Linked DNA regions of Homo sapiens: region 1 is linked to region 2. Evidence: read pairs that join two places in POLR2A ChIA-PET (ENCODE). Cell type or tissue: Panc1. All regions are shown on one strand. Links, peaks and the distances in the headings refer to the core of each region. The heading gives the core; the rest is flanking DNA.

Region 1 (2,921 bases), core at 184-2,683, 450 kb after region 2:
TCTCCTGACCTCAAGTGATCCATCTGCCTCACCTCTCAAAGAGACGGGGTTTCACCATGTTGGCCAGGCCGGTCTCAATCTCCTGCCCTCAAGTGATCTGCCTGCCTCAGCCTCCCAAAGTGCTGGGATTACAGGTATGAGCCACCATTCCCAGGCCAATAAAAATATCTTGAATGCCTCTTTTCAATGATGAGGAGTTGGAGAGAGAAATTTCTTCTTTTGGTGAGTGTCAAGTTATACGACCCTAAGTGGCCATTTGTCATTCTTTTTTGGTTTCTCAGCATTTAAACACTGCTTTCTGTATTTGGAGAGACCCAAACCTCCACTACAGAAGCTGAAAATGCTGGGTATTTGCTTTCCCAAGCTACTTTGCAATCTAGAATAAAGACATTGACATGAAGTTTCCATTCATCAGATGAACTGGAAGCAAGTGATTCAAAAAAGCAGAAACCATACTGACTCTATTCTGGCACACGCAGCCTCCCTCCTACAGCCACTTCCCAGAGGCAGCAGGAACAGACATTTCGTGTCCTTGTCCAAAACTGATGATGTTAGAGGTGCAAGTGGCTGTGTGTGTCTGCCCAGCAGACTCACTCTGTAGCATGAGTTTGGGCACGTGTGATGGTTAATGTTGGGTGTCAGCTGAACTAGATTGAGGAGTGCCTAGATGGGACTAATGAGGCAATTACAAAGTCAGACTAAGGGGAGAGTTTTTGCTACTTTATATTAGAGGAAAAAAATAGGCTACCTAAGGTTTATTCTGAGGGCGCCAGATTAAGTAGGAAAGATGAAAACTTTAGGCTGAAATCATCAATGTGAATGAAATTATCAGAGATTCTGAAATCGCTAGGCTAGATCAAACAGCTGGGAGCAATTCTCATTGTGTGCTCCATTTCTATTTTAAAAGCTGGCCCATTGGCTGGGCGCGGTGGCTCATCTGCAATCCCAGCACTTTGGGAGGCTGAGGTGGGAGGATCATTTGAGGTCAGGAGTTCGAGACCAACCTGGCCAACATAGTGAAAACCCGTCTCTACTAAAAATACAAAAATTAGCCAGGCATGGTGGTGCAGGCCTGGAATCTCAGCTACTTTGGAGGCTAAGACACGAGAATCATTTGAACCTGGGAGGTGGAGGCTGCAGTGAGCCCAGGTGGCATCACTGCACTCCAGCCTGGGCGACAGAGTGAGACTGTGTCTCAAAACAACAACAACAAAATAGCTGGCCCACTGTGGCAAGCTATTGCCCAGACCTGCAACGACAAAGCCTCAAGCAGGCCTGAGGATGCAGAAAGGCATAAAAACAGCAGGAACCAGATTATGTCCCTGCAGTGAGATGAGAAGTTTTCTTTTTTATTTTCTGGAAATAGGTGGGACCCTTGAAATAATGGACAGCCTAAAGTGGTATCAAAGGCAGTCATGTTTCTCAACTCCATTGACCTGATGAATTCATCACTCTGGGAGGGCTGTTGAGACCACCAAACTGAGGGTACACCTCTGTAATTAACGATGGGGATCCTGGCCAGGCGCGATGGCTCAAGCCTGTAATCCCAGCTACTCCAGAGGCTGAGGCAGGAGTACCGCTTGAACCCAGGAGGCCGAGGTTGCGGTGAGCCGAGATCATGCCACTGCATTCCAGCCTGGGTGACAGAGTGAGACTCTTGTCTCCAAAAAAATAAAGTGGGGGATCCCAGCTGGGCACAGTGGCTCACGCCTATAATCCCAGCACTTTGGGAAGCCAAGGCAGGTGGATCATTTGAGGTCGGGAGTTGGAGACCAGCCTGGCCAACATGGTGAAACCCCATCTCTACTTAAAAAAATATGAAAATTATCCGGGCGTGGTGGCAGGCACCTGTAATCCCCTCTACTGGGGAGGCTGAGGCCAGAGAATCGCTTGAACCCAGGGGGCAGAGGTTGCAGTGAGCCGAGAATGTGCCAGTGTACTCCAGCCTGGGCAACAGAGGGAGACTCTGTCTCAAAAAAAAAAAATAATAATAATAATAATAATAAATACATAAGTAATTTTAAAAAGGAGATCCTGAGGTGCTCGTTTACTCACACCAACATGTATTCTTAATCATGTGTGAAGGTTTTGAAGCAATTGTAAAGTCTAGTGAGAGAAGCCTTAGCTAAGTCTGAGCTGTCATTCTCACCAATGTACAAACCTTGGTCTCCTTTGTGGTCTGCCGTAGCTTACCCATGCTAATTGAAGTTGAGGTGCCAGAAATTCCTTAGTATAATACAAAGGAAGTAATTCAAAGGCTTAGGAAAATAGGAATGCTGGAGTGGTTTTTTAATGGGTGAACTGCTCACTCCTCACCAAAATATGTCCCTTAAAGAGCTAGAAGATAGTGTTCACCAATACTTTTTTTTTTTTTTTAAAGATGGAGTCTTGCTCTTGTCACCCAGGCTGGAGTGCAGTGATGAGATTTTGGCTCACTGCAACTTCCACCTCCCGGGTTCAAACAATTCTCCTGCCTCAGTCTCCAGAGTAGCTGGGATTACAGGTGCCTGCCACCATGCCTGGCTAATTTTTTTTGTATTTTTAATAGAGAAGGGGTTTCACCATGTTGGCCAGGCTGGTCTCGAACGCCTGACCTCAGGTGATCCACCCGCCTCAGCCTCCCAAAGTGCTGGGATTACAGGTGTGAGCCACCGTGCCCGGCCAGTGTGCACCAAGACTTTGAGAAACACTGGAAAGGGAAGCACCAGCATCTTTGAATATTGCTATACTGGCCATCAGAAAAATGTCTAAATTGAAATGAGCTTCCTGATTTCTATGGGGAGAAAAAGCATGATCCAGGATGGCGGAGGTTAGGCAAAGGCATGGTGGATGTTCTTACGAAAATAGGCAGCATGGTCGGGGTAATGTTCGGAATAACAGGATCTCTGTTACCTGGCAGTAGGTGATTGATTATGGGTCCC
Region 2 (2,921 bases), core at 176-2,675:
ACCACTTCCTCTCCTGCCTCCTCCTTGCTCTCTCCTAGAGTCCAAACCCAAATGGGCCAGTTGGATCTGATGTTCGTCAGTTCTTTACTTCTATTTCCTGGGGTACTCAGGAGGGCACACACTATAGATAACTTGGGTTAGCTGCATAAAATTCAATGTCTCATTAAGTTGCATTAAACTGAGCTTAGATGTGTAAGTTTGCTAACGGATGGGTTTTTTTGTTAAGAACTATAGGATTTATGGGACCAAGTCTAGCGAGTCCAGATATCAAAATCATTATAATGTTATATTTGCTGTTATTAGAATATAATATAGCTTATTATACAATAAATATGTAGACTGTAAAATATATTTCTCACTAGTACCTCCTATTTTCTTTCTCTGTTGAAGTTTTTAAATCCCACAGATAATTAAATTGGCACCTTTATGCTTGTTCAAAAATTAAAATAATCTATTAAATAAGTTCAAATTAAAGATTTTTACTTCAAATGACTGATTTGTGATTTGCTTTTAATTTCTTAAAATGTTACCACATAATTCATCTAAAGTATAAAAAGGAATAGCAAATTTTAGATGTTGTGCAGATATATAATGCTTGTGTCAGAATTATTATAATATTGATAATAAACTTTAGATATTGCTTCAGAGTGTGTGAAATATTTTATAAATATTTGAGGTCCTCAAAAATTTCCTCAAGTATGTTAATACATTATTCTCAAATTATTTTACAAAATAAGAAAACTGAAACAAGTATATATTATCATTCCATTCATTGATTTATTCAGCAAGAATTAACTACCTACCTACTATTAATTATGTTTCAGGGACTGTGCTAAGAAAAGTGAGAGAGATGTATAAGCGATTCATCATATCAACGTAACAAATGCAAAAGGATCTATAAGAATTGAATATTCCATTTTTAATAGTAGCATCAATTTCAGACTATCATGTTTCCTAAAACTTTCTATAATGCCAGTTATGAAAGTTTTAGGAAAATGCAGGCATGAAAATGAGTGTCTTATCTTCTCAGAACACCTGCTAGTTGTGCTGGCTATGATAGACTCTTGGCTCAAACCTCATCTATACATCTTTGAGATGAGGACTGATCTCATACTATTTTTTAACCACATTTGACAGAGTCATAGACAGTAAACTGTAATATGAAGTGTAATAAAGAATTCAGAGTTATTCCTTTTAAAAAAATTATCTTGTTGACAACATGTAGTATTTTCCAGCTATTACATTGATATTTTGAATGGGCACAAGAGATATAAAGACCTAAGCTTAGAATGCATTTATTTATTTTTTGTTTATTTATTTATTTTTGAGACAGGGTCTTGCTCTGTCACCCAGGCTGGTGTACAGTGGTGCAATCACAACTCACTGCAGCCTCAAACCCCTGGCCTCAAGCAATGCCCCACCTTAGCCTTTCAAGTATTTGGGACTACAGGCACACACCACCACACTCAGTTATTTTCTTTTGTAAAGGTGGGGTCCCACTACATTTCCCAGGCTTGTCTCAAACTCCTGGGCTCAAGTGATCCTCCTGCCTCGGCCTCCCAAAGCGCTGGGATTACAGGCTTGAGCCACCATGCCACCCTGCCTAAGCTAGAATTTAAACAATGAGATTCATGTTTATCTTAGGTTGAGATTCTTCAAAAGCAAAGCCTAAGTCAAGACATTGGTGCAATTATATTTTCAGGACACAGTCCCAGGAAGCAAGAGTGAGGTAGCAAGAAGAGTGAGTCAAAGAATGAGGAAAAGCCAATACAATTATGTGTTATCAAGGTTTCTGCTATGGGCAATTGAAGCTCAATTCCACCAGGGGCCTCTGAGAAGCCTGCAGACCAGCTTCCAGTCGTTCACATCTCCAGTGAGCAGGAGGCTGGAACATTCATCCTTCAGTTTCCATTCCCCATTGGATGAGGATGTTCCCTGAGAGTGTTAACTTCTTTACACTTCCAGGCTGTACTGTCATGCTGACCTGGAAGGCTTGATGGCATCTCAATGCTCTGGGAAGAAAGCAAAAAGACACACAGTCTGTGCTTAAAGTTGTATTAGGTTGGTGCAAAAGTAACCACAATTACTTTTGCACTTTGTCAGAGCAAAGTGAGTTACACAAACCAGTCCACCCCTTGTGCAACTAAATTAATGCTGTGGGTATGTGGCAGAGGACATCAGAAGAATCTCCTACAGCTTTGTTCCTTGGAGATTTAAATGATGGGAAATTGGATGAGCTTTCTCTGGAGTAACTTACCAGCCTCAGAAAAAAAAGAAATTACAGATACCAACACTGGAGAAATCTCAGTGTGGCAGGGCTGCTAATGACCTATCTTAACCTTCAGTCTACACTTCTTCTGCAGTGAGACTCCAATTTCATTTGAGGTAGCAATGCGTCATATTTTGTAGCCTTGCTTACAGCTAGGCTTACAGCTGGATATGGCCATGTGTTTATTTCTAGCCAAAATGTGTAAGCAGAATGTTGTGTGGGGCTTCTGGAAAGGGACTGGAAAATTACTTTTTCTCTGCCTTCCTCCTTCTTTCTGCCTGTAATGCAGATGTAATGGCTAGAGGTTGAGAAGGCAGCTGACTCATGAGGCATTGTACTGACAGAGTGGTGTAGCAAGGTAGATGTTGCCTACCCTTGATGATATGGAGCTGTCAAACAAACCCTAGGCTTCCAAATCTGGGCACTTTTTTTTAATGTGAGGCAAAAATACATTTTTATTTAACTAAGCATCTGTTATTTTGGGTTTTTGTGTTACATTCAACCAAATCTCATCCTGACTAATACATCACATGAAGGGTGTGGGAAGTGCCCCACCTCCCTGCAGTGAAGGTCATCAATTCACCATCCCTGCCTCTACACATGAGAGCTTCCAGTCTGCTTTCTTGCCTCTCATTCTTAAGCAGATTGCACA

Evidence for each region. Peaks named below come from ENCODE experiments on the same cell type or tissue, not always from the same donor. Only the 100,000 strongest peaks of a DNase experiment are listed, where the experiment ranks them.
Region 1: POLR2A ChIA-PET joins it to region 2 with 7 read pairs; 2 of 35 experiments call an interaction of 5 or more read pairs at or near these places.

What each region holds. Positions count from the first base shown.
Region 1 is chr11:102,259,737-102,262,657 of GRCh38, reverse strand. No RefSeq gene overlaps it. Among named protein-coding and RNA genes, the nearest start is that of BIRC3, 56 kb to the left of the region's middle. RefSeq lists an enhancer at 1,177-1,681. In Panc1, for the core only: no CTCF peak of the experiment used is centred there; no DNase peak of the experiment used is centred there; H3K27ac peaks cover 398 bases.
Region 2 is chr11:102,709,367-102,712,287 of GRCh38, reverse strand. MMP8 (matrix metallopeptidase 8) reads left to right here. Exons shown (of 10, transcript NM_002424.3): 10 at 1-492. Among named protein-coding and RNA genes, the nearest start is that of MMP27, 5.1 kb to the right of the region's middle. In Panc1, for the core only: no CTCF peak of the experiment used is centred there; no DNase peak of the experiment used is centred there; H3K27me3 peaks cover 258 bases.